Regions from separate parts of the Mus musculus genome. Here all the other regions are linked to region 2. Evidence: chromatin loops called from intact Hi-C (ENCODE). Cell type or tissue: left cerebral cortex. All regions are shown on one strand.

Evidence for each region. Peaks named below come from ENCODE experiments on the same cell type or tissue, not always from the same donor. Only the 100,000 strongest peaks of a DNase experiment are listed, where the experiment ranks them.
Region 1: it touches region 2 in a loop (5-fold over the local background); 5 of 42 quality-filtered maps call a loop at or near these places.
Region 3: it touches region 2 in a loop (2.7-fold over the local background); 7 of 42 quality-filtered maps call a loop at or near these places.

Annotation. Positions count from the first base shown.
Region 1 is chr17:68,640,198-68,642,697 of GRCm38, forward strand. It overlaps L3mbtl4 (L3MBTL4 histone methyl-lysine binding protein), which reads left to right. Exons shown (of 21, transcript NM_177278.5): 16 at 1,302-1,372. Among named protein-coding and RNA genes, the nearest start is that of Tmem200c, 200 kb to the right of the region's middle. In left cerebral cortex, a CTCF peak has its summit at 172; a DNase peak (open chromatin) is centred at 1,162.
Region 2 is chr17:68,840,692-68,843,191 of GRCm38, forward strand. It overlaps Tmem200c (transmembrane protein 200C), which reads left to right. Exons shown (of 2, transcript NM_001206661.1): 2 at 1-2,447. The coding sequence ends at 1,646. Among named protein-coding and RNA genes, the nearest start is that of Tmem200c, 4.8 kb to the left of the region's middle. In left cerebral cortex, a CTCF peak has its summit at 1,129 (motif pointing right); DNase peaks (open chromatin) are centred at 625, 1,043 and 2,193; H3K4me3 peaks cover 1,312 bases; H3K27ac peaks cover 1,609 bases.
Region 3 is chr17:68,283,780-68,286,279 of GRCm38, forward strand. All of the region lies in intron 1 of L3mbtl4 (L3MBTL4 histone methyl-lysine binding protein), which reads left to right. Among named protein-coding and RNA genes, the nearest start is that of L3mbtl4, 11 kb to the left of the region's middle. In left cerebral cortex, a CTCF peak has its summit at 1,525; a DNase peak (open chromatin) is centred at 1,544.

The DNA of each region.
Region 1 (2,500 bases), 200 kb before region 2:
ACAACACAGAGATACTCAGGGAACCTAAGAAAAACTAAATACATTGAGCTGTTAAAGTAGTCTACAGGTTGTATGCGTATTGGTCCATAATACATAGTGGCCTGTACAATGTTTTGAAAATGGTGTTTACTGAGTGCACAGACCAACCAGGTAGACATGTGGTACGTTCATGTCACAGATTGACCACTAGGTGTCAAGTGCTCAAACAGTCACTCCGTGTCACAGACCAAGGAACTGAGTCCTAGGCATGAAACAGGTGTCTCTGCATGGATTTTCCTCTCCTTGACCCCCTGCCTGCACCAGAGGCAGCTCCTCACTCGGTAGGCTGAACACCATAACAGAAGGGCCAAAGATGGGGCCGAAAGTCAAACTCTTTCCGGTTTTTGTTTTGTTGATGCTGTTTCTATTAAGAAAACCAAGAGATACCTAACGAATGAGTGGAATGCACTTCTGCTGTGGCAAACATGTTCACAGAAGCTATAGATAAAAAATATGCGACTTAACCTATAAGCCTTTCAGACTTCTAGGCAGATTTGGTAGCCAAGTTGTTTGCTTCTCTGCTCTGTCAGGACCGAGGCACGGGCCTGTCAGTGTGGTTGACATGAAAACCATCAAGTGCAGTAAGAGAAACACGTGTGCAAAGCAAATGATTATAAGTTTATAAGAATCATAAGTATATGCAGATAAATTAATTATCTCAAGTTCCCTGCCTAAATTAATTAAGTCGGTAATTAGCAACCGTGGGGAAGTCTCATTTTCAAAACTTCTGCATTTGCTTTGCAGCAGGAACCTTGGTTTTTAATGAAGAACCGACAATGAAAGAGGCACAAAATTAGTCCACACTGGGTGCTGCAACATCCCAAAAGTTAATGAATTCTCTGACATTCAGCAATGCAACTTAGTCACTTATACACTTATCTGAGCACAGCCACAGTGCTGTGATCTTCTGATTGAAATAATAGGAGCCAGACTTTGAAATAATGCTTATTATTTACCTATGTCCCACACTGTTCCCCACTGTCTCAGGTGCTTACTCCTCAAAGCCCGAAGAGATCATCCTCCAGGAGGAGTGGATGGAAAGACTTTTAAGTTTCACTATTCAAAGTCAGAGTTTCTGAACAAAGGTTCCTGCTTCCTTTAAATGTTAAGCCGAGGAAATGTTCTAATGAGACTGTGCAGAGAAACACCTGATAATTCGCTGTCATTTACCCCGAGGTTTCTATTTAAATTTGTGCTGCTGTCATGATTTATTCTTACCTCACAGGATAATGAATCCAGATTTTATTTCTGTTCTTTGCCAGACTTGTACAGCAGGCAAAGTGTTTGAAAATCAAAGGAAAAGAAGATATTGACTTGGATAATCTCTTCAGAGGTAAAAACAAAAACAAAAACAAAACAAAACAAACCCCCCCCAAAAGACACAAAAAGCAACAGTAGCAAAGTCACAGAGCCAGCTTTTGCTTTTTGTTGTGGACAATGTCCTATGTGTCTGTTGGGATTCATCATAGTGGTAGGGAATGTAGCCAAGAACCTGACTCAAAGTCAAGAGACTCTTAGACTCAGGGCCTGCTATCTACCCCCAAGTAACAGGTTCTGTTACTTCAAAGCCCCTTTCTTAGTTTTCTTATTTTTAAAGGTGAAAAGGTCCCTATCATCTCTGCAGTCCTGTTCATGTCAGGGAAGATCCAGTCTTGTGGAGATCAGCGTTTACTGTGGGCTCTCTACATCTACAGTGGCCACATAATACAGCCAGGAAAGTCACTGTGGTTAACCAATGGGACAGCCGATAAGTGGGCATTATTGGTAGGTCAGGCAGAAAGTTACTGGGTAGAAAGCTTAATTGCTGAGATGAGGTGTTTGTTGGGATCGAGAAAAGGAAGAGAGACATCCTGTTTTCACCCAGGTGTTTCCTTCCTCTGACTTTCCAATGCAGACACAATGGGAGGCCTGGCTCTGTGGTGACCAGCTAAGGTCTTCCTTCAGTTTGCCCTGTCCTCATACTGATATTTAAATCTGGCCAGATGAACACGTTGATCGTTTACAATCAGAATGCTATGTCTTCAGCCACTGTGGCCCTTAAATTCTTAGATCACCAAACATGGTAGGAGATCTGTTGACGAATTTTCTGCTGAATTGGGAAGGAAATTAACACAACTCGAGAGTCCTGTAGCAGTCCCACCACAGTGTCACGATTGAGTTCTCTTAGGATTAAAAAAGGGCCAGACAATCACTGAGCACAGGGTTGTGGTGGCCAAGAGCAAAACTACTCTCTTTGGATGGGGCAAGGCTCGGCCTGGGTTTGAAAGAGCTCTAAGTTTCCATCCAAGTCACAAAGAGACAGGGTCTTTTCCTGAGGAAATAGGGGGCAATTAAGGTACTTGGCTTTCATGGTGCAGCTACACGTTTCTCAGAAGAATCTCTGTACAATACAACCAGAGCTCAGCTTTGCTCTAAATAAGTAATGGATATTTTAGAAACTGCTCCAAATGTTCTCCTCCAC
Region 2 (2,500 bases):
TGCCTGTGGGCAGTAGCCATCGCATTGGGGCCATCAGCAACAGCAGCAATGGCAACAAAAACCCAGCCAAGAGCCACTCTGGGACCCCAGGGGGTGCCAACTCCAGTTCTGTGGGCGGGCCCTGGAGTCCGCCTCCTGCAAGATCTGCAGCCACCTCCTCTTCCTCTTCCTCTTCCTCTTCCTCTTCCTCCTCCACGTCGGTGGGCTTCTTCTTCCGAATCTTCTCAGGCTACTTGCACTCAGACAAGCTAAAGGTCTTCGGGCCCCTCATCATGGGTATAGGCATCTTCCTCTTCATTTGCGCCAACGCGGTGCTCCATGAGAACAGGGACAAAAAAACTAAGATCATCAACCTGCGGGACCTCTATTCCACTGTCATCGACGTGCACAGTCTCCGCGCCAAAGATCTGGCAGCAGCTGCTGCTGCGGCCGCCGCGGCTGCGGCTTCCTCCTCCGCGGCTGCCCCCGGCTCCGCGTCCCACGGGGCAGCGCCGCTCAATGGCTTTCTCAGCTACGTGCAATCTCGAGGCCTGGAGCTGAAGCCAGGCAGCTGCGCGGGCTCTGCGGACGCCTTTGGGGCTGCTGCAATGCTGGCCAGGGGTTCATGGCCCCACCCCACTGGGCTGGACGGAGGCAGCGGTGAGACTCAGGAGGCAGGGTCCCCGCCGGACCTGGCTTCATCTCCGCGCTGTCCACGGGAGCCCCCAAGTCTGACAGAGGCCGTGTACAGCATCTACCGCGAGCGCTCCAGTAGGGCTGGCCATCGCCGGACCACAGTTGCCGCGGTGGCTGCGGCCACTGCCACTGTCACCGCGGCTGCCAGCGGCGGCAGCAGCCCGGCGCCCTGCAGCCCAACCGGGAGTTGGGGGCGCCAGAGCACCACCAGCTCCCTCGTGGGCTCCTCGCTGAGCGCCTTCGCCCTGTTGCCCTTGCAAGGGGATCGGGACAGAGACGGGGACTCGGAGGGCGCAAGCTGCAGCTGGCATAGACCTCCCGGGGAACGCGGCTCCCGGGATCTCCCCAGGGGAGAACTGGACCTGAGCCTGACCGACCTCCGGGGAGCCGAGGGAGGAGCGCGCTGGGCTTCCTGCGAGCCCGGGGAGCCCGAGGGCGCGAAGACAGCACGCACCGCCAGGGGGCAGGGCGGCCGCTTGCCCAGGACCCGCAGGTACGCGGCCTGGCGGCGCCGCAGCACCAGTGGGCTCCCGGACTATCGGGCTCCACCGTCGCCCGAGCCCCCACCCTCCTCGAGCGCAGAGAACCTGGACTCAGGCCCCTCTGCTACAGCCGCCACGCCCTCGCTCCCTCTGCGCCCCGAGGAGGACTCGCCCCGCGTCCGGCGGGATTCCCACAGTTCTCAGTCGGATGACCAGTCCAGCAGCAATAAGGGCTACACCCCCCTGAGGGAGGCTGACACCTCTGTAGAGTCGGTCGTGGATGTGGTGGCCAAGAAAAGGCTAGACTGTGAGGATGTTACAGATCCCAGTACTGAGCACAGCTCCCCCGAGGGTCCCAGTCCAGGGCCAACTAGGGCGGAGCCTCTGTCTGTGCAGAGGCAGTTTACAAACAAGGAGAAACTCTTCCTCATTTCCAGGTCTCACACCCCAGGAGTAGAAGACCCCGAATTGAAAAAGTCTTCCAACTAGGGAGGGCGGGACAGGGAAAGGAGACACGCTGGTAGAGTCCCACTGGACTCTGCATTAAAAGCCCCACCCACCCACCCTACCCCGATTCCCCTGTGGACAGGTCCGAGGAAACCATTCAATATCCAAAGAGCTGCAGAATATTATCCTTGAATTACGTTCACAAGCTTCCTGTAGATAACTCAAGCAATTTTTTTTAAAGAAACAAAGTCGTCTTTTTACGTCCGATGGTGATTGTACGTTCGATGAAAACCAAATGTATTAAAAGATCACAATCTAGTTCATTAGATGAAACTCTCTTAATTTTCTTAGGATCAAAATAATATATTTTTGACAGTAACTCTGTACTTTACTCCTATTTTTCTTTGTCCAGCCCCGCCCAGCTTCCCTCGCTCCTGGACTCTGCTGCTGACTTCATCCGTAGCTGCTTGTAAAGGAATAACAAGCTTTTTATTTCTGCCCTCTTGCAGAGTCTAGAAGAGTTTGTGTCAATTCTCTTAGAATTGAACTTTCTAGGTGGAGTCAAAGCCCCAAAGCATGAGTATTCGGGAACGAGGGCCCCCTTGCCTCACCCCACGCTTATCTACAGCTGTCCAAAGGATTCTATTTTTTAAAAGGGATATTTGAATTTTGCTACCAGGGTATGTGAAGACCAGAGGGCGCCAGCAACTACACTGGATTGTGACATTCTTAAACTCACAAGACCAAGTACACCATGCATTACTGAGTATTATCACACTTGTATGGAAAATAACATTAATATTTAAAGTCTTTTTTTAATAAAAAGTTCCCAAACAGTTAAACATAATATCGCCTCATTTTGCTTGAGCTCTCGTGGTTCTAGAGCACAGGAAGCC
Region 3 (2,500 bases), 560 kb before region 2:
TTTATAAAGGCATTGTCTTGGTTACATATTTATCATTGTGATAAGACAGCCCGATTAAGGAAACTTTAGCAGAAAGTGTTTATTTGGTTTTACAGTTTTAGAAGATGAGGCTTGACCATCGTGGCTGGGAACATGGCAGCAGATAGGCATGGTACTGGGTTGAATTGTGAATGTACATCTTGATCCATAAACACGGGGCCACAGGAGAGAATGACTGGGATTGCACCAGGCTTTTGAAACCTCAAAGCCTGTCCCCAGTGACCCATCTCTTCCAACAAGGCCATGTCTTCTGATCCTTTCCCAAGAGTTCTACCAACTGGAGACCAAGCATTTAGATATAGAGACCTAAGGGGGCCATTCTTGTTCAAATCCAGAGTCTGTAAAAGGACTGGTGGGTGGTGGTGGTGGTGGTCCCCATCTCTTTCTGAATCTGTCTGTAGAAAGAGTGTGTTGACTTTGGAGTCCACCATTCAGCTGTTTGATTTATTTATCTATCTATTCAGCTGTTTGATTTATCTATCTATCTATCTATCTATCTATCTATCTATCTATCTATCTATGATCTATTTATTTCTCATTCATTCATTCATTCATTCACCTCTTTATTTATGTTTTTATTGCAGCTTTGAGTAGAGCTATGGGGAGGTTTACCTAAAGGTTTTGTAAAGACCAGGCTTGCACACTTTTCTTTCTTCCTCTAAGCCATGTCAGGAATTTCTGTCCATCTTTTGTTCTTTTGATACTTGGATTACATTAGTCTGTAACTGCACAGTATATGTAGAAGCCCCAGGCAAGGAGTCCTTCACGGTTGAGGAGAGAGCGAGGATCTTTCTCAGCACCTAACTTGGGCTGAGGAAAGGGAGAGAGTCGGCATACGGAGTTGTTCCAAGCTCCCTCTGAGCTACAGAAGGCTCACTCATCATTGTTTGGGCTTTGGTGGGTTTAATGATGTGACAAAACACATTTTGAGGCCATGATGCATAATGTCCTAACTTGGGACAATTGCCCCCCAACAGACCTTATTAAATCAGGTATATTTTTAAAGTTTCGTACTTTCCAGTACTTTCTGCTCTGAAACATGTTAATGTGCATTTTAGTTATTTTATAAATGTTTTGATTATTCATTGAATTAAAAAAAAACATGTTTTACTAGTGGTCAGCTATTTAGAATGTTTAATATAGAAGATCTGGTTGTGGAAAGGACCACAAGTATCGATAATTTAAATGTGTCAGTGTATCATAAAGGAAATTCATCTGAGGATTGTTAAGGGTAACTGAGTAAAACATATTGGTAAACCAGCATTACCTGGATTACCTCCAAGGGCCAGCAACAGTGCTTTAAGTGGAAGCCCAGTGAAATTGCCATTTTGCTCTTGAGAACACGTCTGCTGTGGATATTCCCCGTGAAATTATCATCAGCCAAGGTAACAGTTGAGTTGCAGGGAGAGGGACACCTGCAAGGGACTGTTAATTAACATGCAGTAAGAAGAGAGGGGAGCAGCAGCCTCAAGAACAGAGCTCCTTGGGCAGTTAGGTGGCACTGTTTCTCTTTTTTCTTTCAAAGGTTTGGCTAAATGTAATTAAAGTATGAAGAGGCTCCATGAGGGCTGCCTTCAGCTGTAGTCAGATTAAAAACTCACAGGAGAGGAGCACTGGAAAGCAGCGGAAGAGCTCACCCTTTCTCCCTGGTGATGTTGTCTCCTGCCAGTTCACTAGCAGAAAGCGGGAGGGACGGCTTTATGGTTGCTGAACACACAGAGGAGTTCTTTCTGGGGTTGCTCAGGGGCGGGCTTCAAAGGTCACAAGGTCAGATGCTGTCAGGGGGAGGTACCCTGGGCCCTGGACTGGTACAGTGGCCTGGATGTTTAAGGCAGGAGGGACTGGTGAGCTTGCATGAGCTAGGGTTCACATCATCGGGGCCTGTGCAGTAGACTAAGGCTGTTTGTAAATGTTGAGATCTTCTTCCCCTTTTTTCTTCTTTCCTTATATGAGGGTCCCCGTAGAAGTCTATAATCTAGCTTAAAAATGCATGTCTGGTTTCCCGTTTTGCTTTTTAATGTTGGTTTTGTGTGTGTGTGTGTGTGTGTGTGTGTGAGAGAGAGAGAGAGAGAGAGAGAGAGAGAGAGAGAGAGAGAGAGAGAGAGGGAGAGGGAGGGGGAGGGGGAGAGGGAGAGGGAGAGAGAGAGAGAGAGAGAGAGAGAGAGAGAGGACAACCAAGCCTGAGGAGCTGTGGAGGTTAGAGGACTTCAGGGTTCATCCTTGACTTTCATCTTGTATGAGGCCCTGTGGATCATCAGGTTTGACACTAAGTACCTTCACCCGCTGAGCCAGGTTTCCAGGTTTTAAAATTGGAGGCTAAGGCTTTGCCTTCTGAAGGCTGCATGGGGTGTGGCAGGCACGTGGTAGGGATCATCAGGCAGAGCCTTCTGGCAAATGCATCTACCAAGTTTAGGAAGGGAAAGAAGTCAGTGACCACACGACACACAGTTCTCTCTCAAAG